2 separate regions of the Homo sapiens genome follow, and region 1 is linked to region 2. A link is an interaction called in ENCODE POLR2A ChIA-PET data of the cell type or tissue named here. Cell type or tissue: A673. All regions are shown on one strand. Links, peaks and the distances in the headings refer to the core of each region. The heading gives the core; the rest is flanking DNA. Region 1 has its middle 63 kb from the start of MIR10522. Region 2 has its middle 8.3 kb from the start of MYO10.

Evidence for each region. Peaks named below come from ENCODE experiments on the same cell type or tissue, not always from the same donor. Only the 100,000 strongest peaks of a DNase experiment are listed, where the experiment ranks them.
Region 1: POLR2A ChIA-PET joins it to region 2 with 11 read pairs; 2 of 35 experiments call an interaction of 5 or more read pairs at or near these places.

What each region holds. Positions count from the first base shown.
Region 1 is chr5:17,087,895-17,097,967 of GRCh38, forward strand. No RefSeq gene overlaps it. Among named protein-coding and RNA genes, the nearest start is that of MIR10522, 63 kb to the right of the region's middle. In A673, for the core only: no CTCF peak of the experiment used is centred there; a DNase peak (open chromatin) is centred at 7,157; H3K27ac peaks cover 424 bases.
Region 2 is chr5:16,939,564-16,949,636 of GRCh38, forward strand. It overlaps the pseudogene RNU6-660P. Among named protein-coding and RNA genes, the nearest start is that of MYO10, 8.3 kb to the left of the region's middle. In A673, for the core only: no CTCF peak of the experiment used is centred there; DNase peaks (open chromatin) are centred at 4,458, 4,878 and 5,448; H3K4me3 peaks cover 461 bases; H3K27ac peaks cover 4,577 bases.

The DNA of each region.
Region 1 (10,073 bases), core at 1,293-9,292, 150 kb after region 2:
AACTCCTGACCTCAGGTGATCTGTCCACCTTGGCTTCCTTAAGTGCTGGGATTACAGGCGTGAGCCACCACGTCTGGCCCCTTATGACTTTTAGTTAAAACACAGGTTTCCAGTAACCTAGGTGAGATATTTTTCTCTCCATCATCGTCATTGAGCTTATGTCCTACATTTGTAATGCAGTTAGATTTAGTGTCACAGCCCGAAATTCATCCTTCAATTCCCTATCATCTTGGTTGAGTTAAAAAAAAAATTCATAGAGTAAACTTCACTTTCAAAAGTGTACAGTACAATGGGTTTTGATAAATGCATAGTGGCACGAATCCATCACTAGCATAGCATACACAGCAGTGTATGCTTTGGGTGATGAAATACACTATGCTATGTATTTCATCACCCAACGAATGTCCCTGTGTGGTCCCTTTGTAGTCAACCATTTCCATTCTCCTATCTCCTGGAAATTGTCATCTCTTTTCACTGGTCTCTTATTTTGATAAATTTAATCTTTTCTGGCCGATGTTCTTCTACTTTTTGGTTTGAGGCAGAAGACTTTCTTTTGAAATGGAGTTTCCTTATATTTTTTGTTTTTTGTTGCTTTTGGTGGACTTCGGTGAATGCAGTGGAGTCAACATGACTCTCCTCTGTCATCTCTAAGTAGGCATTTAAAGAAGACTTTTGGTGACATTTAAATTTCCTTTTGCTGGGTGTGGTGGCTGATCCCAGCACTTTGGGTGGCTGAGGTGGGCGGATCACCTGAGGTCAGGAGTTCGAGACCAGCCTACTCAACATGGTGAAACTCCGTCTTTACTAACAATACAAAAAATTAGCCAGGTGTGATGGCGGGTGCCTGTAATCCCAGCTACTCGGGAGGCTGAGGCAGGAGAATTGCTTGAATCCCAGAGGCGGAGGTTGCAGTGAGCCGAGATCATGCCACTGCACTCCAGCCTGGGCGACAAGAGAGAAACTCCGTCTCAAAAAAAAAAAAAAAAAAATTTCCTTTTCTATTTTTTCTTAGATGGCTCTGTTGCCCAGGCTGGAGATCGATAGTGCGATCTCAGCTCACTGAAGCCTCAACCTTCCAGCCTCAAGCAATCCTCCCACCTCAGCCTCCTGAGGCTGAGACTATAGGTGTGCAACACCATACCCAGCTAATTTACAATTTTTTTTTTTTTTTGGCAAAGATGACATCTCTGTATGTTACCCAGGCTGGACTGGAACTCTGGGCTCAAGCCATCCTCCTGCCTCACCTCCTGAAGTGTTGGGATTACAGGTATGTGAATCACTGCACCCTTCCTGAATTTCCATTTTTCAGATAAGCTCAGACAAGGAATTTATTTAAGAGTAAGAGATTCATGATGAAACAAATATGATATCTTAGATTATCTTAAGATTCTCTGCATGCCCATAGTTTAGTTTAATTCAATCAAAAACAGTTACAAAAATACCTTTGTCAAGCACTGGGCTGAGTATGGGATGTTACCATAGTCTGTTTGTGGGACATAAAATTGTAATTATAATCCTGTGTGGTAAGTGCAACACCAGGAACATGGATACACAGATTCACTGGAGTGGCGTCTGGACTCCAGATTCTAGAGGAGTAATTCTACACTGATTAGTAACCGCTGGCTTTAAAGGTGAGATTTGTTACTTGTAGAAGCTGATTTCATCTGGGATGGACATAATTGCTCCCAGTGCCAATGAAACCAAGCTTCCAGGACCAATCCCACATTTAAGGTTTTTTTTTTTTTTAAATTAATTAATTAATTAATTAATTATTTTTCAGAGACAAGTTCTCCCAGGCTGGTCTTGAACCCCTGGGCTGAAGGGATCCTCTTGCCTTTGACTCCCAAAGTGCTAGGATTATAGGTTTGAGCCATCACACCTGGCCTCCAAATTTAGTTTTATTCTGGGGGTTGACAAACTCTTTTGGAAAGAGTCAGAAAATAAATATTCTAGGCTTTGTGGGCCACACTCAGTCCTTGCCAGGGGCATACAGTGAGTCACGCTACACTGCTCTCTGAATCTTAGGAATGGCCCTAAAGCCGTCAGAAGAGATCTCAAATAGGAATGTCATTGAAAAAGGACCAAAATTCAAACATGTTGAAGTGTGGTGGACTGTGTTTTTCTTCTCATTGGCTGCCCTATGTGGAGGGTTGAACACATCCACTCCTGCCATGGGGTTGCTCTGTCTACCCTGTGGGTGAATTTACTTCCCCACACACTGATCTCAAGCATGGCCACACAGCCTGCTTCCATAAAATGTCAGTGGGAATGTGGTGTGCCTCTTCCCAGCGGATACTGAAGAGCCATTGCGTGCTCTTGTCATTTGCCTTCTCCTTCCCCAAGATCAACATGGCCCAGGTGAGCTTGATCCCAGAATGAAGACACACAGAGCAGAGTCACAGCTCTCAGCTGACCTGGAAAATAAATAAGAATTAAACCTTTGTTCTTAGAGGCCTGTGAGATATTTTTTTTTTGGCTGCCACTGCATAATCTAAGAAAGCTGACTAGTACACAAAGACACGTATACCCACTGAAGCTATTTCACTCTGGTCCCATACGTCTGAGCTAAGCAGGCATAGATCAAAATCATGGAGTACATTTTAACTTATGAATAAACTGTGAAAAATATAATTCTCAAATTATGTTTTTTTAAGAGATGGGAGTCTCACTTTGTGGCCCAGGCTGGTCTCGATCCTCCAGCCTCAGCCTCCCAAGATGCTGAGATTATAGGAATGAGCCATCACACCTGGCCTATAATTCTCAATTTTTAATTTTGTCTATAAAGTTGTTTCATTTTAAAGAAGAGGTAAAGCTTGCTATAGATTGCTCAGAGTTCTAAGCAAGGAAAGTTAGTAAAGTAGAATGAACAGGCCAGGTGTGGTGGCTCATGTCTGTAATCCCAGCACTTTGGGAGGCTGAGGTGGGCGAACTACTTGAGGACAGGAGTTTGAGACCAGCCTAGGTAACATAGTGAGACCGTGTCTCTAGAAAAATACAAAAATTAGCCAGGCATGGTGGCGGACACCTATAGTCCCAGCTACTGGGGTGACTAAGGCAGGAGGATCCCTTGAGCCCAGGAGGTGGAGGTTGCAGTGACCGAGATCACACACCACTGCACTCTGGCCTGGGTGACAGAGTAAAACCCTGTTTCAAAAAAAAAAAAAAAAAAAAAAAGAGGAACTGGTATGCATATCAAACTAGTGTCAGAATAGCTGATTCTCCAGGAAACCCAGAGAATAGTGAACTCAACGAAACTGTTGCCGTAAAAATAATCTGTTTTTATGAATAAAGGATAGCTAAAAATGAATTAGCAACACCAAAACTATTTCTAAATAATGATCTGTAAATAATAAGCATAGTTTTAATTACTAGACTGAATGATAAAAGCCATCTATAGTGCTGGGCCCCGCTGGGGACCGTTTCAGAGCATCAGTTGCTCAAAAATGACTGTACCTTCCAGTGTTAAGATCTGTATCTTTGGATTCCAGAGTCAATTCAGGATTTCATCCCTGCCAGTTAATGGATATCCATGATGAACTTTTCATCTGGGTGTGCTTTTGCAGATTGCTCTTACGGGTCTAAACATATTGATTAATAGTAGTAACTGACATTTACTGAATAGTTACATGTGCCAAGTATTGTGTTAAGTGCTTCAGGTGCCTTCTTCAAGATCAAGGGGACCCTTAACCCTGGACCGACTGTAAAGCAGGTACTGTTATTAATTATTTCTAGCTGCAAAACGAGGAAGCTTAGGCGTAGAGATATTAATTTACCCAAAGCTTCACAGCTTACGGTCAGGATTTGAATTCAGGTCGGTCCGACCCTGGACCTCATGCTCTGGCTTGGAGGGCACCACCACCTTGTGTTTAGCTGTCTCTTTCTCTCTCTGCTGCTGCTGCTGCTGTGAGGCCACGGGACCTCATAAAAGCTAAATGAGATCACATCTGTGAAAGCCCTTTGAAAACTGCGACACACTGTGCAGATCGTAAGGTTTGAAGGTGAACTCCTTTTTTTTTTTTTTTTTTTTTTGAGACAGAGTTTCGCTCTTGTTGCCCAGGCTGGAGTACAATGGCGCGATGTTCACTCACTGCAACCTCCGCCTCCCGGGTTCAAGAGATTCTCCTGCCTCAGCCTCCCGTGTAGCTGGGATTACAGGCGCCCACCACCATGCCTGGCTAATTTTGTATTTTTAGTAGAGATGGGGTTTCCCCATGTTGGTCAGGCTGGCCTTGAACTCTGGACCTCAGGTGATCCGCCCTCCTCAGTCTCCCAAAGTGCTCAGATTAGAGGCGTGAGCCACCGCGCCTGGCCAAAGGTGAACTCTTTATATAACTCCAAATTGTCCAGGGGAAATAACAAACAGCCACATTGGTGGGTCCAGGAGGGAGAAATGTCAAGGTGTGTGCGTGTGGGGTCTCTCCTTGGTGTGATTAAGGGATAAGAAGTCCTGTTCATCCCAGAAGCTGGAGCTGGGGACTCAATCCCAACTGAATTTACAAGGGAGAGCTTGTCTTCTGGCCTCACACCTACTCCCAGGGTGAATTCGTTAGCACAGCATCTCATATTTTCTAGGGTAAGCATAATATGTGGCCTGAAAACCAACCCCTGGAGACCAGTCCCTTTGACTTCCAACACCTGATTTATTGGATCAAATGTCTAGCATTTCAGGCTGATTTTAAAAATGGAAACCAATCAGGAGGCAGAGGGTGCCCCTGGGATCTGAAACTGGTTTTTGTCCTCTTTTCAAGTAAGAACAAACTTAGGAGATTTATATTTAAATCAGTTGGGTGGAAACCTCATGAAGGACGAGCTAAGGTTTGAAAGTGGAAGGTGAGAAGCAAATGCATTTTCTGGGTTATCGCAGGGAGAGTTCATACTCCACTCAGCTTAGGAGAGCTTGCAGCCAGGCTTTCAGGGGCTGGATTTAAATCAACATGTTTCATGCACTAGTGGTTTTCCAAAGTGGGGTCCCAAATCCATGAGCTAGCCCAGAACATAGCTCTGATTTTTTATGGAGTTGGGCCATCTATGACTTTTATAGACCTGGGAATGTAATAGGGTGCTTAATTGTGAAAGGCTTAAGATCAGAGGTGGGGGGGAAGAGACAGGAATAGAAGAGAGAGAGAGATGAATGAATGAGGGAGAGAAGGAAGGAAGAAGCTTAGGATTTGAGACGGATGAGGAATATGTTGCCCTCAACATCAGGTTGGAAAAGAACCCAAAACCAAAAAGCAGTCAAAAAAATCTAGTATTGAATTACAAACAATATATTTGTTCTTTCACTTAAGATTCTTGTTCTTTTAATTTCCAACTTCAAGGTATGAAAATAGGCTTTCAGGCTGGGCATAGTGGCTCACGCCTGTAATCCCAGCATTTTGGGAGGCTGAGGTGGGTGGATCACGAGGTCAGGAGATCAAGACCATCCTGGCTAACACGGTGAAACCCCGTTTCTACTAAAAATACAAAAAGTTAGCCGGGCATGGTGGCGGGTGCCTGTAGTCCCAGCTACTTGGGAGGCTGAGGCAGGAGAATGGCATGAACCCGGGTGGCGGAGCTTGCAGTGAGCCGAGATTGTGCCACTGTACTCCAGCCTGGGCGATGAGCGAGACTCTGTCTCAAAATAAAAAAATAAAAAAAAAGAAAATAGGCTTGCAACAAATCATGGAAATACAAGGCTGACAGATCCTCTTAGGAAAAATCTCTAGACGTTAATCAGAAGAGGATCAGAAATTTCTCTATAATCATTGATTGTTGGAACATAGAGCAGTTTATGAGTGATTACTTATTTCTCTTAGGAGTCACTGTCACTAAATAGATCATGCCCATAAACATTAAAAAAAATTAAGTCCTGGCTGGGTGCGGTGACTCACGCCTTTAATCCCAGCAATTTGGGAGGCTGAAGTAGGCAGATCAATTGAGTTCAGCAGTTTGAGACAAGCTGGGGCAACATGGCAAGACCCTGTCTATACAAAAAATACAAAAATTAGCCAGGCATGGTGGCACACTCCTGTAGTCCCAGCTACACAGGAGTTTGAGGTGGGAGGATGGCTTAAGCCCAGGAGGTAGAGGTTACAGTGAGCTGAGATCACACTACTGCACTCCAGCCTGGGCAACAGAGCCACATCCTGTCTCAAAAAAAAAAAAAAAATTTAAAGAAAAAAAGGAAAAATTAAGTCCTAGTCTAGCTACGTTTTGACTTTCAGGGAGTCCAGATTGTTACTCAATTTAGAAGTTTAGGCCGAGTGCGGTGGCTCACGCCTGTGATCCCAGCACTTTGGGAGGCTGAGGTGGGTGCATCACCTGAAGTCAGGAGTTTGAGACCAGCCTGGCCAATGTGGTGAAACCCCGTCTCTACTAAAAATACAAACAATTAGCTGGATATGGTGGCACGTGCCTGTAATCCCAGCTACTTGGGAGGCCAAGGCGGGCAGTTCACGAGGTCAGTTCAAGACCAGCCTGACCAACGTGGCGAAAACTGTCTCTACTAAAAATACAAAAATTAGCCAGACATGGTGGCGGGCGCCTGTAATCCCAGCTACTCGGGAGGCTGAGGCAGGAGAATCTCTTGAACCTGGGAGGCGGAGGTTGCAGTGAGCCGAGATCGTGCCACTGCACTCCAGCCTGGACAACAGAGCAAGACGCTATCTCAAAAATAAAATAGAAGTTTAATAAATTCCAAAATTCTAAAGTTTTAGAATGAATTCTAATTCTGATTTAGTGACAATTTTAATACATCCTGAATTATTTCCTTTATTTAAAAATTAGCATGTTTATGGTACTGTATATCATATGCATCCCTTGTTTTCTCATTGTTATTTTACCAAGAAAAGCAAGTGTGCTTTCAGCATTAGGATATATTTGATGAGCATGTCATCCACTTGGTAGTAATGGGACTCTGAACCAGCTTGCATACGTTTATCAGACTTAGTAAGAGATAAAAACATCCTATTCTAGTCCATGGATAAGGCAGAACTAGAGTCTTAGACTTGCTTTCATCAGCTCTACTTCTGCCAGGATTTTGGCTCTTCAGGCTGTATCAAATGACAAGAGTTGGCTTTTAATATAAAAGTTCCAGTCATTGCTATTATTGAAATGCTGCCTATATTCACTTCTACCACCCACGCTTTTGAAAATTGGCAGCAGAGGGAAACTTGAACTACTCTTTAGAATCATGCAATAGAAGGAGGAGAAGTTTACCTTGTAATTGTGGGAGGAAACGGCTGAGGAAGTGTCAAACTGCATAAATCCAACAGAAGGGCGAGGCCGCACTCCACTCCGGTTGACTGCTAGGGATTATGAGGTAGCCGACATAGAGGCATGCGTTTTCATCCACATACATAGCATACATGAATTTGAGTGGAAATAGTGATGGAACAGATTTGTGCTGATTTCTAGTGGTCTGAATTTACAAAATGGAACTAATCTTTGCAGTGTTCAAGCAGAGTCTGAAGAAGGTGATTTTGGGAATGACATGAGGGTTGTAGGGACCAGCCCCCACAGGGTCGGTGGGTCTCTCCCCGTGTGCGGCGACGAGAGAGTGTAGAAATAAAGACACAAGACAAAGAGATAGAAGAAAAGACAGCTGGGCCCGGGGGACCACTACCACCAATGCGCGGAGACCGGTAGTGGCCCCGAATGTCTGGCTGCGCTGTTATTTATTGGATACAAAGCAAAAGGGGCAGGGTAAAGAGTGTGAGTCATCTCCAATGATAGGTAAGGTCACATGGGTCTCGTGTCCACTGGACAGGGGGCCCTTCCCTGCCTGGCAGCTGAGGCAGAGAGAGAGAGGAGACAAAGAGAAAGACAGCTTACGCCATTATTTCTGCATATCAGAGACTTTTAGTACTTTCACTAATTTACTACTGCTATCTAGAAGGCAGAGCCAGGTGTATAGGATGGAACATGAACGCGGACTAGGAGCGTGACCACTGAAGCACAGCATCACAGGGAGACGGTTAGGCCTCTGGATAACTGCTGGTGAGCCTGACTGATGTCAGGCCCTCCACAAAAGGTGGAGGAGCAGAGTCTTCTCTAAACTCCCGCGGGGAAAAGGAGACTCCCTTTCCCGGTCTGCTAAGTAGTGGGTGTTGTTCCTTGACACTTTTCGCTACTGCTAGACCATGGTCCGCCTGGCAACGGGCATCTTCCCAGACGCTGTCGTCACTGCTAGACCAAGGAGCCCTTCTGGTGGCCCTGTCTGGGCATAACAGAAGGCTCGCATTCTTGTCTTCTGTTCACACCTCACTATGTCCCCTCAGCTCCTATCTCTGTATGGCCTGGTTTTTCCTAGGTTATGGTTATAGAGCGAAGATTATTTTAATATTGGAATAAAGAGCAATTGCTACAAACTAATGATTAATGATATTCATATATAATCATATCTAAGATCTATATCTGGTATAACTATTCTTGTTTTATATTTTATTATACTGGAACAGCTCGTGTCCTCGGTCTCTTGCCTCGGCGCCTGGGTGGTTTGCCGCCCACAGGGGTTCTTATATCTGATGGGAATTTGGACTCAGTAACACTATTTACCTTGAGATTTTGTGAATTGCATGCCCCAGGCCTCCACAGACCTGCATTTTATATGCAAGAAGTACATGGCTGACATTCCATGTGTGTCCCTGGTTCACAGTGAGATTCTAAGTAAATGTGATTAATGAATCTGAGCTAACGTGAAAACCGATGAAGTGAAATCTAAGGCTTTCCTGCTTTCTCCAGTGGAATATTCTTACCCTTCTGGAAACCGTGCACCTGCTTGGTGATTTAACCCAAACAAAGGATTCTGCTGGGGGATTTCTTAAGCAGGAGAGGAGAGCAAGCTCCTGAAAGATTTCACATATCTCTATAAACTCCACTCTGAAATTAGTTGCGTTCTGGAGGACGATGCTTTGTGCAACCTTCATGACTGTAGGGAATGATGTTTGTGGAGAATCAGAAGGTCTCTCTGTCTCTGTCTCTGTCTCTCTCTTTCTGGACTTACAATGGGTTTTGTATGTCAATGTGTACAGTGCACAGAAGATGGGGGCAGCAAGTGATATCTGAGCATCTGCCCCTCCCCGTGAAGTCTGCTTCTTTGGTCATGAAAGAGGGCACTCATGCATGATCGATGGCTCATCTAAGCGCCACAATAAATCTCCGATGGATCTTTCCACCCCTCGTCAGACTCCAGCTCCTCCCTTAACTCCCTTCCCAGGGAAATTCCTTTGGCTCAGTGCCTCAAGGTGGATAAATAGGCAGGAAGAGTGGGGCGCGCGTCAGGGACGTGCCTGTACTCTTCTTTCAGGAGGAAACTGCATCTGAAACCTAAGCCAGGAGGTGCCTGCCATGCGCTGCTGCTGCTGGGAGAGAGACTGTTATAACCCAGAGGACAAAGAAGACAGTGAGGGGGAAACCCCGCTGTGAGAATGCTGTGTAAATAGTGCGAGCATCATCTAACCATGCCTCTTTTCTGAAAAAGTCATGGCACTTGACTGAAACCCACTCAGATGGTCTGGAAGCAGATCCAGATCTTAGATACTAGAAAGTATCTAAGTAGCAGTGCAATTTTCTGCAATGATGGGCGTGTTTAATATCTGCACTGACCCGGATGGCCGCCACTAGCCACAGGTTACTACTGAGCACTTGAAATGTGGCTAGTGCCACTGAGGAATTGGCTTGTTTCATTGACTTTTAATGAATTTACATTTATGTATGTATTTTTGAATTTAAATTAAAATGTGCAGAGTTGCACATGGCTAGTGGCTGCCACATTAGGTGGCATGGTTTACAGGCATCTGTATAGGAGGCAGCCTAGACTGCTGCTCTGGAAAGACTTGTTCTCATTTTCTTTCTTTCTTTTTTTTTTTTTTTTTTTTGAGACAGAGTTTTGCTCTATTGCCCGGGCTGAAGTGCAGTGGCATGATCTTGGCTCACTACAACCTCTACTCACTGGGTTCAAGAGACTCCCATGCTCCTCCCGAGTAGCTGGGATTACAGGCATGCACCACCAAGCCTGGCTAATTTTTTTTTGAGACGGAGTTTTGCTCTTCTTGCCCAGGCTGGAGTGCAATGGTGCGATCTTGGCTCACTGC
Region 2 (10,073 bases), core at 1,081-9,080:
AAAACATCAAATGTTTTTACCTTCTCAAACAAAAGGGAATTTTTTTAATGTGATTTAAATTTTTACACAAGTGTTTCTTTTATTTCTCATACCTTAGCATTCAGAAATCCTCAAGGGAATTTTTTTCTGCTGAAACTGAAAACAATTGTAGGTGGTTTCAATAGAATAAATTTGGGAGAAAATACCTGAAATGTTTCACATTGTAATAGAAGTAAGTACAGAAGAATAAACATAGAACTAAAATGGGGAGAAGACACTGGAAGAACTCATTTCTGCCAGCGGTTGTATTTCTCTACAAGATGAGCTAGGGCAAGGATGTCATTCACCTCATTAGAGAGCATGTGATGGACAGTTAATTCTAACTAAATCCCCATCACTTCAAACTACAGCAAGAATGCCTCCTACAGCTGATAGCCTACAAAAATCATGGAGTGTTAGTTTCACAAATTAATCAGTTTTCATGTTTGGGGCTGGTCCTGTTGCGTATAATAAAGAAAAAGTACAAAAATCCCTGAAACCCTGAAAAGCTGCCTAATGATTAAGCCCGCTCGGAGCTATGTTTGACATCTCGCTTTCTCTCTTGATGTTTTTGTGTCTTTATGACCCTCTCTCTTCCATTACTCCAGGGTGGCTCAGAGACTGACTGCAAAGTTTATCATCTCTCTACCATTATTGTTAATCACAACATGTTTGCCACTTCCAAACCTTGTGTCCTCACTTATTCCTCTTGCTTGCATCTTCAGCCTTTCCCACTCAGTATCCAAGCCAATAAACAAGATCGTGTCGGCTCTATTTGAAAACAGCTGCTCGTTAACCCAATTGCTCTCTGAACTACTGGACCATCTCTCTTCAAATGCCCAACTTCTCACTGCTGTACTTCATCCTCCAAGCAATCAACCCTTAAACCCCTCATGATCTGATTTTTGTCCCCCACCCCACTCTCTTGAAAGTCTCTGTAACCTCAAATCATCAAATTCAACAGCCTGTTTTCCAATTTCACTCTCCTTGACATTCCCCTCTTTAAAAATTCTTTAACTTCTTAGCTTCAGGGCAAGCTTCATAGGTGTGCAACCCATATAGTTAATTGTATAGAGCCCTAAGCTCCTCACGCTTGGTTTAATATTCTGTTGTTCCTATCTTAAAATTATTTTACGTATTTATGTACTTATTTTTTTTGTTAGGCATCAGATAACAGCAAATACAACTTTTTCTTAATAGGATGAATGAAGAACTAGTATTTGATAGCACAACAGGGTGACTACAGCAACAATAATTTATTGCATATTTTTAATTAATTAAAAGGGTGGAATTGTAATGTTCATAACACAAAGAAATGATAAATTCTTGAGGCGATGAATACCCTAATCACAATTACAAATAATGCAATTATTACACATTGTATGCCTGTATCCACACATTACATGTACCCCATAAATATATACACTATGTATTGATAATAATTAAAAATGAAAATAATTGCCGGGCGTGGTGGCTCACACCTGTAATCCCAGCACTTTGGGAGGCCGAGTCGGGCGGATCACGAGGTCAGGAGATCGAGACCATCCTGGCTAACCCAGTGAAACCCCATCTCTACTAAAAATACAAAAAATTAGCCAGGCGCCTGTTGTCCCAGCTACTGAGGAGGCTGGGAGTCTTGAGACAGAGTCTCGCTCTGTTGCCCAGGCTGGAGTGCAGTGGCGCGATCTCAGCTCACTGCAAGCTCCGCCTCCCGGGTTCACGCCATTCTCCTGCCTCAGCCTCTGGAGTAGCTGGGACTACAGGCCCCTGCCACCACACCCAGCTAATTTTTTTGTATTTTTTTAGTAGAGACGGGATTTCACCATGTTAGCCACGATGGTCTCCATCTTCTGACCTGGTGATCTGCCCGCCTCCGCCTCCCAAAGTGCTGGGATTACAGGCGTAAGCCACCGCGCCCAGCCAAAAATAATTTATTTTATTTTATTTTCTTGAGACCGAGTTTCACTCTTGTCGCCCAAGCTGGAGTGCAATGGCGTGATCTCCGCTCACTGCAACCTCGGCTTCCTAGGTTCAAGTGATTCTCCTGCCTCAGACTGCTGAGCAGCTGGGACTACAGGTGCCCGCCACCATGCCCAGCTAATTTTTTGAATTTTTAGTAGAGACAGGGTTTCACCATGTTAGCCAGGCTGGTCTCAAGCTCCTGACCTCAGGTAATCCACCCGCCTCGACCTCCCAGAGTGCTGGGATTACAGGCGTGAGCCACCGTGACTGGCCTGAAAAGTTTTCAACATATATATTTTTTAAATATAAACTGCTTCATGAATTTGTATGTCATCCTTGAACAGGGGCCATGCTAATCTTCTCTCTGTCTTGCTTTAATTTTAGTATTTGTGCTGCCGAAGTAAGCACAAAAGAATTTTCATTTTAGACAGAGGGTACAGTGGCACAATCATAGCTCACTGCAGCCTTGAACTCCTGGCCTCAAGAGATCCTCCCACCTTGGCCTCCCAAAACACTGGGGTTACAGATGTGAGCCACTGCAATGGCCATTAATATTCTTTTTTTTTTTTTTTTTTTTTTTGTGACAGAGTCTCACTCTGTCACCCAGGCTGGAATGCAGCAGCATGATCTCCGCTCACTGCAACCACCTCCACCTCCTGGGTTCAAGCGATTCTCGAGCCTCAGCCTCCCAAGTAGCTAGGATTACAGGCTCGGGCCACTACGCCCAGCTAATTTTTGTATTTTTACTAGAGATGGGGTTTTACCATGTTGGCCAGGCTGGTCTCGAACTCCTGACCTCAAGTGATCCACTTGCCTCGGCCTCCCAAAGTGCTGGGATTACCGGCATGAGCCACTATGCCCGGCCAATATTCTTAATAATTGTTGAACAAACGGCTCTGCCTTTTCATTTTGCATAGGGTGCTACAAATCATGAAGCTGGTTATTTTTAGCTTTTGTGACCCTCTGTTTGTCTGGCTCTCCCATCTCTTTGACCACTTTCTTCCCCTTGTAGGCTCCCCTTCTCCTTCTCCCTCCAAAGTATGGTGGATCCCGAGCACATGTTCTTCCCCCTATTCTTATGTTCTCACCATTAATTCTCTGTACTTCACCTGCCATGTCTTCATAAATGATCCCCAAATCTATAATTCAAGCTATAAGAAGTCCCAGCCACAGGCCAGGTACCGTGGCTCATGCCTGTAATCCTAGCACTTTGGGAGACTGAGGCAGGTGGATTGCTTGAGCTTAGTAGTTTGAGACTAGCTTGGGCAACATAGAAAAACGCCATCTCTACTGCAACAAAAACAACAGCAACAAAATTAGCCAGGTGTGGGGGCGCATGCCTGTTAGTCCCAGCGACTTGGGAGGATCACTTGAGCCTGGGAGTTGGAGACTGCAGTGAGTGGAGATAGCACCACTGCATTCTAGCCTGTGCCACAGAGCCAGACCCTGTCTCAAAAAAAAAAAAAAAAAAAAAAAAAAAGCAGAAGAAGAAGAAGAAATCCCAACTACATTTCCAACCATTCGTTGAATTGTTCCTAGTGAGGTTCTTCTCACACTTCAAAACCTTCTTCACTCTCCCATCAACTTCTATCAACTTCCCTATATCTATTAATGTAATAGTCATAATTCAGTCACTGTAATGAGAGGGTATCTGTCTTTCAGAGCTGCCCTAAATCTTCTGATGATCTTACACACATGCAGGTCTATCCCCATCAAAGCCTCCCTTGCTTTACATATGTGACTTCGGTTTTATTAATCGATACCCTCATTTGTGGGTTTAATCTAGGAAACAAACTATGAGGAGACCAGGGAGACTCAGAGCATCAATTTCAGTGGTTCAGGTCATGGCAGAGGTAATGTTTTCATAATTTTTAAAATCAAATTATGTACATCTCCAGGGATCCCACCCACCCAAAGGGAAGCAATACAAAACAAAACAAAACAATATAAAATGGAGAGCAATACAAAACAACAAGAGGCTGGCCGCCCAAGAAAGTTGAGACTAAGATTCATGGGGTTCATCACAGGGCCAATTTTATGTAAACTCTTATTAGTGAGGCTTTGTTTTCCCCACCGAAAATTGCCTGATATCACCACTATTAATTTTGCTTCTGGAATGAGTTGAGAATATTTTTGGATTTTTTATTTCCAGAGCTTCCATCAAATGCAAGTGTGTGCTGCTGAAGTATTAGGAAAAATCAATTAAGTGCACAGAGTTGTTTATATAAGAATATCCGGACAAAATTGTTTAGAAAAGTTAAAAACCTGGCTGGGAGAGGTAGCTGATGCCTGTAATCCCAGCACTTTGGGAGGCCGGGACAGGCAGATCACCTGAGGGTCAGGAGTTGGAGACCAGCCTAGCCAACATAGTAAAACCCTGTCTCTACTAAAAATACCAAAAAAATTTGCTGGGCCTGGTGGCGCGCCTGTAATCCCAGCTACCCGGGAGGCTGAGGCAGGAGAATCGCTTGAACCCAGGAGGCGCGGTTACAGTGAGCCGAGATCGTGCCGTTGCACTCTAGCTTGGGCAACAAGTGAAAACTCCGTCAGAAAGGAAGGAAGGAAGGAAGGAAGGAAGGAAGGAAGGAAGGAAGGAAGGAAGGAAGGAAGGAAGGAAGGAAGGAAGGAAGGAAGGAAGGAAGGAAGGAAGGAAGGAAGGAAGGAAGGAAGGAAGGAAGGAAGGAGAGAAAGAAAGAAAGAAACAAAGAAACAAAGAGAAAGAAAGAGAAAGAAAGTTGGTTAAAAACCTGGACACAACCTAAAAGCCTCTCAGAAGGAGATAGGTTAAGCAAACTATGGTAAATGTGCATAGTGACATACTCTTTGTGTTAGTTGTCTGTTTTGTATAACAAGCCACCTAAAACTAAGTGGCTGAAGACAATGACTTGTTATTTCTTGATGGGGCTTGACCTCTGTGCTGTTATCTGGGCTCTCTCGGGTGACTGCAGTCAGTTAGCTGCTCAGCTGTGTCTTGTGATCTAGGATGGCCTCCCGCACAGGACAGGAGCTCATGGGGATGGCTTGGATAGCTGGTTCACTCTCTCCACGTGGCCTTTACACTACGACAGTCTCAGGAATGCATTAGGATGACAGCAAAAGCTGCAAGACCTTGTGCAGTTGCTTCTGCCATATTTAATTGGTCGAAGCCTGACATAAAGCCAGCCCAGACCCCAGACCTCAGACCCCAGACTCTTTTTTTGTTGTTGTTTTTTGAGACAGGTTCTTACCCTGTCACCCAGGCTGGAGTGCAGTGGCATGATCTCAGCTTACTGCAACCTCCTCCTTCCGAGTTCAAGAGATTCTCCTGCCTTAGCCCACCATGCCTGGCTAATTTGTTTTACATTTTTAGTAAAGACAGCGTTGCACCATGTTGGCCAGGCTGGTCTCGAACTCCAGACTCAAGCAATCTGCCTGCCTTGGCCTTCCAAAGTGCTAAGATTTCAGGCGTGAGCCACGGAGCTTGGCCCAGATCCCAGACTGTCTTGATGGAAGGAATTGCAAGGAATCTGTGGCCACTGGTGGGAGAGGGAAGGGTAAAATTCACATAACTCCAAATTTAGCATTCTCAAGTGTACAATTCAGTGGCATTTGGTACATTCACAGTGTTGTACGAGCATCACCACTCTCTAGTTCCAGAATATTTTCATCCCTCCAAAACTAAACCAATACTCATTACTTCTCTGATTCCTGTCAACCCCTAGCCTCCATTAACCACTCATTTGTTTTCTGTCTTTGTGGATTTGCCTATTCTGGATATTTCATGTGAATGGAATCATGCAATAGGTGACCTTTTAGACTGGCTTCTTTCATTCAGCATAGTGTTTGCAAGGTTCATCCATGTTGTGAATTCATTCCTTTTTATCACCTGAGTAATATTCCATTATATCAAGCTTGTCCAACCTATGACTTTGAATGCCACCCAACAAAAATTTGTAAACTTTCCTAAAACATTATGATTTCTTTTTTGCAATTTTAAAAAACTCATTAGCTATATCATTAGTGTGTTTTATGTATGGCCCAAGACAATTTTTCTTCCATTGCAGCCCAGGGAAGCCAAAAGATTGGACACCCTTGCATTATATGAATATACCTCATTTTTACAATCCATTCATCCGTTGATGGACATTTGGGTTGTTTTCACATTGGGGCTACTGTGAATAGTGCTACTACGAACATTCATGTACCTGTTTTCAGTTATGTGGGGAATATACCTAGGAGTGGAATTGCTGAATCACATGGTAATTCTATGTTTAACTTTTTGAAGAACTGCCAGACTGTTTTCCATTGTGGCCATTTTTAATTCAATATACTATCAAACAGCAAAAATGATTAATATATCGGTATTAATGTGGAGGTATGAATATGTAAAAGAAAAGTTACAGAATGACATGTTTCATTGGTACCTTATAGAAATGTTTAAAAAACAGTGACTTCAACCAGCCTGGCCAACATGGTGAAACCCCGTCTCTACTTTTTTTTTTTGTATTTGTAAAAATACAAAAATTAGGCCAGTCACACTGGCTCACACCTGTAATCCCAGCACTCTGGGAGGCCAAGGTGGGTGAATAACCTGAGGTCAGAGGTCAAAACCACCCTGGTCAACATGGCAAAACCCCATCTCTACTAAAAATAACAAAAATTAGCTGGGCGTGGTGGCGGGTGCCTGTAATCCCAGCTACTCGGGAGGCTGAGGCGGGAGAATCACTTGAACCTGGGAGGTGGAGGTTGCAGTGAGCTGAGATCGCACCACTGCCCTCCAGCCTGGGCAACAGAGTGAGACTCTGTCTCAAAATAAAAATAAAAATACAAAAATTATCCAGGTGTGGTGGTGCATGCCTGTAATCCCAGCTTCTCGGGAGGCTGAGGCAGGAGAATCGCTTGAACCTGGGAGGTGGAGGTTGTAGTGAGCCACTGCACTCCAGCCTGGGCAACAGAGCAAGACTCTGTCTTAAAAAAAAAAACAACACAAAACAAAACAAAAACAGTGACTTAAAGCAAATATGCTTATTTTTCTCTCATGAAGGGTGGAGTGCTGGGCATGGTGGCTCATACCTGTAAATCCCAGTACTTTGGGAGGCCAAGGTAGGCAGATCACCTGAGCCCAGGAGTTCAAGACCAGCCTGGGCAACACAGTGAGACCTCGTCTCTATTTATATAAATTAAAAATTAATAATGGATATGGTTTGGCTCTGTGTCCCCACCCAAATCTCGTGTTGAATTGTGACCTCTAGTGCTGGAGGAGGGGCCTGGTGGGAGGTGATTAGATGATGGGGGTGGACTTCCCCCTTTGCTGTTCTTGTGATGGGGAGTGACTTCTCATAAGATCTGGTTGTTTAAAAGTGTGGAGGACTTCTGTCTTCACTCTCTCTCTCCTGCTGGTCATGTGAAGATGTAGTTGCTTCCCCTTCACCTTTCACCATGATTGTAAGTTTCCTGAGGCCTCCCCAGCCATGCCTCCTGTACAACCTGTGGAACTGTGAGTCAAATAAACCTCTTTTTTTCATAAATTACCCAGTTGCAGGTAGCTCTTTATAACAGTATGAGAATGGACTAATACAATAATTTTTTTAAAAGGCTGGAGGACAGGGATGTTCCTTAAGGTACTCAGGACACCAGCTCCTTGCAGTTCTCTCACCAGTATTCTGGTGTGGCCCTCAGCCTCACCCATCAGGAAGGCAACCTTGCTTCCTCGGCAGCAGGGCATGGCAGGAATAAGGAAGGAGGAAAAATGAACCTGCCTGCTCTTTTAGGGACAATTTCAAAACCTCTTTCTTTTGTAAATTGCCCAGTCTCAATATGTCTTCATCAACAGTGTGAAAATGGACTAATATAGGGCCCTAATCCATTCTGACTGCTATCCTTAGAAGAGGAGACTTGGACATACAGAGAAACACCAGGGATGCTCACTCACAGAGGAAAGACCACATGAGGATGCAGTGAGAAGGCAGCTGTCTGCAAGCTAAGGAGAGAGGCTGCAGGAGAAATCAACCCTGCTGAGACCTTGATCTTGGACTTCCAGCCTCCAGCATTGTGAGAAAATGAATTTCTGTTGTTTAACCCACCCAGTCTGTGTTATTTTGTTATGACATCCCTAGCAAACTCATACAGGGAGTCAGAAGAAAATTCCCAAAGAAAGCTGTACTTGAACCAGGGCTCCATGGACGAGTCAGAGTCCACCAAATGGCGAAGACAGGAAAGCACATTCTAGGCACATGGCATATGGAAGGACCCAGAGGTATGAGAAGCATTTTTAGCAAAGGGTACCAAGTTCAGAGCGCTTAGGGCAGAGAGTGTGTGGGTGGAGTCATAAAAGACAAACTGGAAAGTTTGCTTTAAACTCCCATTCAACTGGTTTAAAATTAGTAGTATGCTGGTTAACATTGGAGAATTGACTCTTTGGAGAGGTTAGCTGTGATCTGCAACACTTACCAGTTTCTCTGGTGTAAATACTCTCACCATGGCTGATTTTTGTTTGTTTTTTTATTTTTATTATTTTTTTTGAGACAGAGTCTCTCTCTGTCATCCAGGCTGGAGTGCCATGGTGCAATCTCAGCTCACTGCAACCTCTGCCTCCCAGGTTCAAGCAATTCTCCTGCCTCAGCCTCCCGAGTAGCTGGGACTACAGGCGCCCGCCACCACACCCGGCTAATTTTTTTTTTTGTATTTTTAGTAGAGACAGGGTTTCGCCGTGTTAGCCAGGATGGTCTCGATCTCCTGACCTCATGATCCACCCACCTCGGCCTCCCAAAGCGCTGGGATTATAGGCATGAGCCACCGCGCCTGGCCTACATCTGCTATTTCGTAGGTTACTGTACTTGCCCTTGGCAGGTTTAGACTCAACAAATGAAGTAATGCATAACCAATTTTTCATCTAGCCGAAGAGATCACACAAATGCATGCACAGACAAAAGGAGCTTGAGGTGATTGCTGAAGAAGATAAGAGATTTTGGGCCTCAGAGGAGAAGGCATCTCCATGGTGGCAGTGGTAGTTTCAACCATCACAGGGCGGGAGAGATGAACCTGAGCCTTCAGGAAGAAAAGGAAGGGTAATTTTGGGCATTCAGAAGAAGATAAAAAGGTGTAGAGCTCCAGAGAGGTAGGGAGAGAGAAGACTGTGAGATGGAGAGGGGTTTGAATGAGGGAGTTTTCTGTTTCTTTTTTTAATTTTATTTTTGAGACAGGATCTGGCTCTGTTGCCCAGGCTCTAGTGCAGCGGCATAGTCTTGGTTCACTGCAACTTCCACCCCCTGGCTCAAGCAATCCTCCTGTCTTGGACTCCTGAGTAGCTGGGACTACAGGTTTGCACCACCATACCTGGCTAATTTTTTTTTCTTTTTTTTGTAGCTGTGGGGGTTTCACCATGTAGCCTAGGTTGGTTTTTGTTTTGTTTTGGGTTTTTTTTGAGATGGATTCTCATTCTGTCGCCCAGGCTGGAGTACAGTGGCATGATCTCGGCTCAGTGCAACCTCTGCCTCCCGGGTTCAAGCAATTCTCCTGCCTCAGCCTTTTTAGTAGAGATGGTGTTTTGCCATGTTGGTCAGGCTGGTCTCGAACTCTTGACCTCAGGTGATCCAGCAGCCTCGGCCTCCCAGAGTGCTGGGATTACAGGCGTGAGCCACTGCGCCCCACCTACCAGATCCTTTTGAGGCTGATAAAGCACTTTGGGACCTGCCTCCTGCCTCTGTCTCCTCCAATCCCCACCCCATAACCACATCGGCCTCCCTGTGCCCAGAGCACAGCAGCCATGCAGCTTGATCCTATCTCAGGGCCTTTGCACTTGTGTTTCTATCACCTGCAGTGTTTCCTCACCCTCCACTTACCCCCACTCACTCTGCATGACTGCCTTGTCTCTTCACTGAGGACTCAGCTCACATGTTATCCCATCAGCCTATCTAATTCTGCACTGACACATCAGTCCTACCTACCCCCACCCCACCTGATGTTCCTCACAGCATTCATCACTCGATGAAATGATATTATGTATGCTTTTTTTCTTTTTCCCCCAGGGGTCAGCAAACTGAAGCTCAAGGGGCCGATTTGGCACAAAGCCTGTTGCAGAAATGAAGTTTTATTAAAACACTTCCATTCATTTC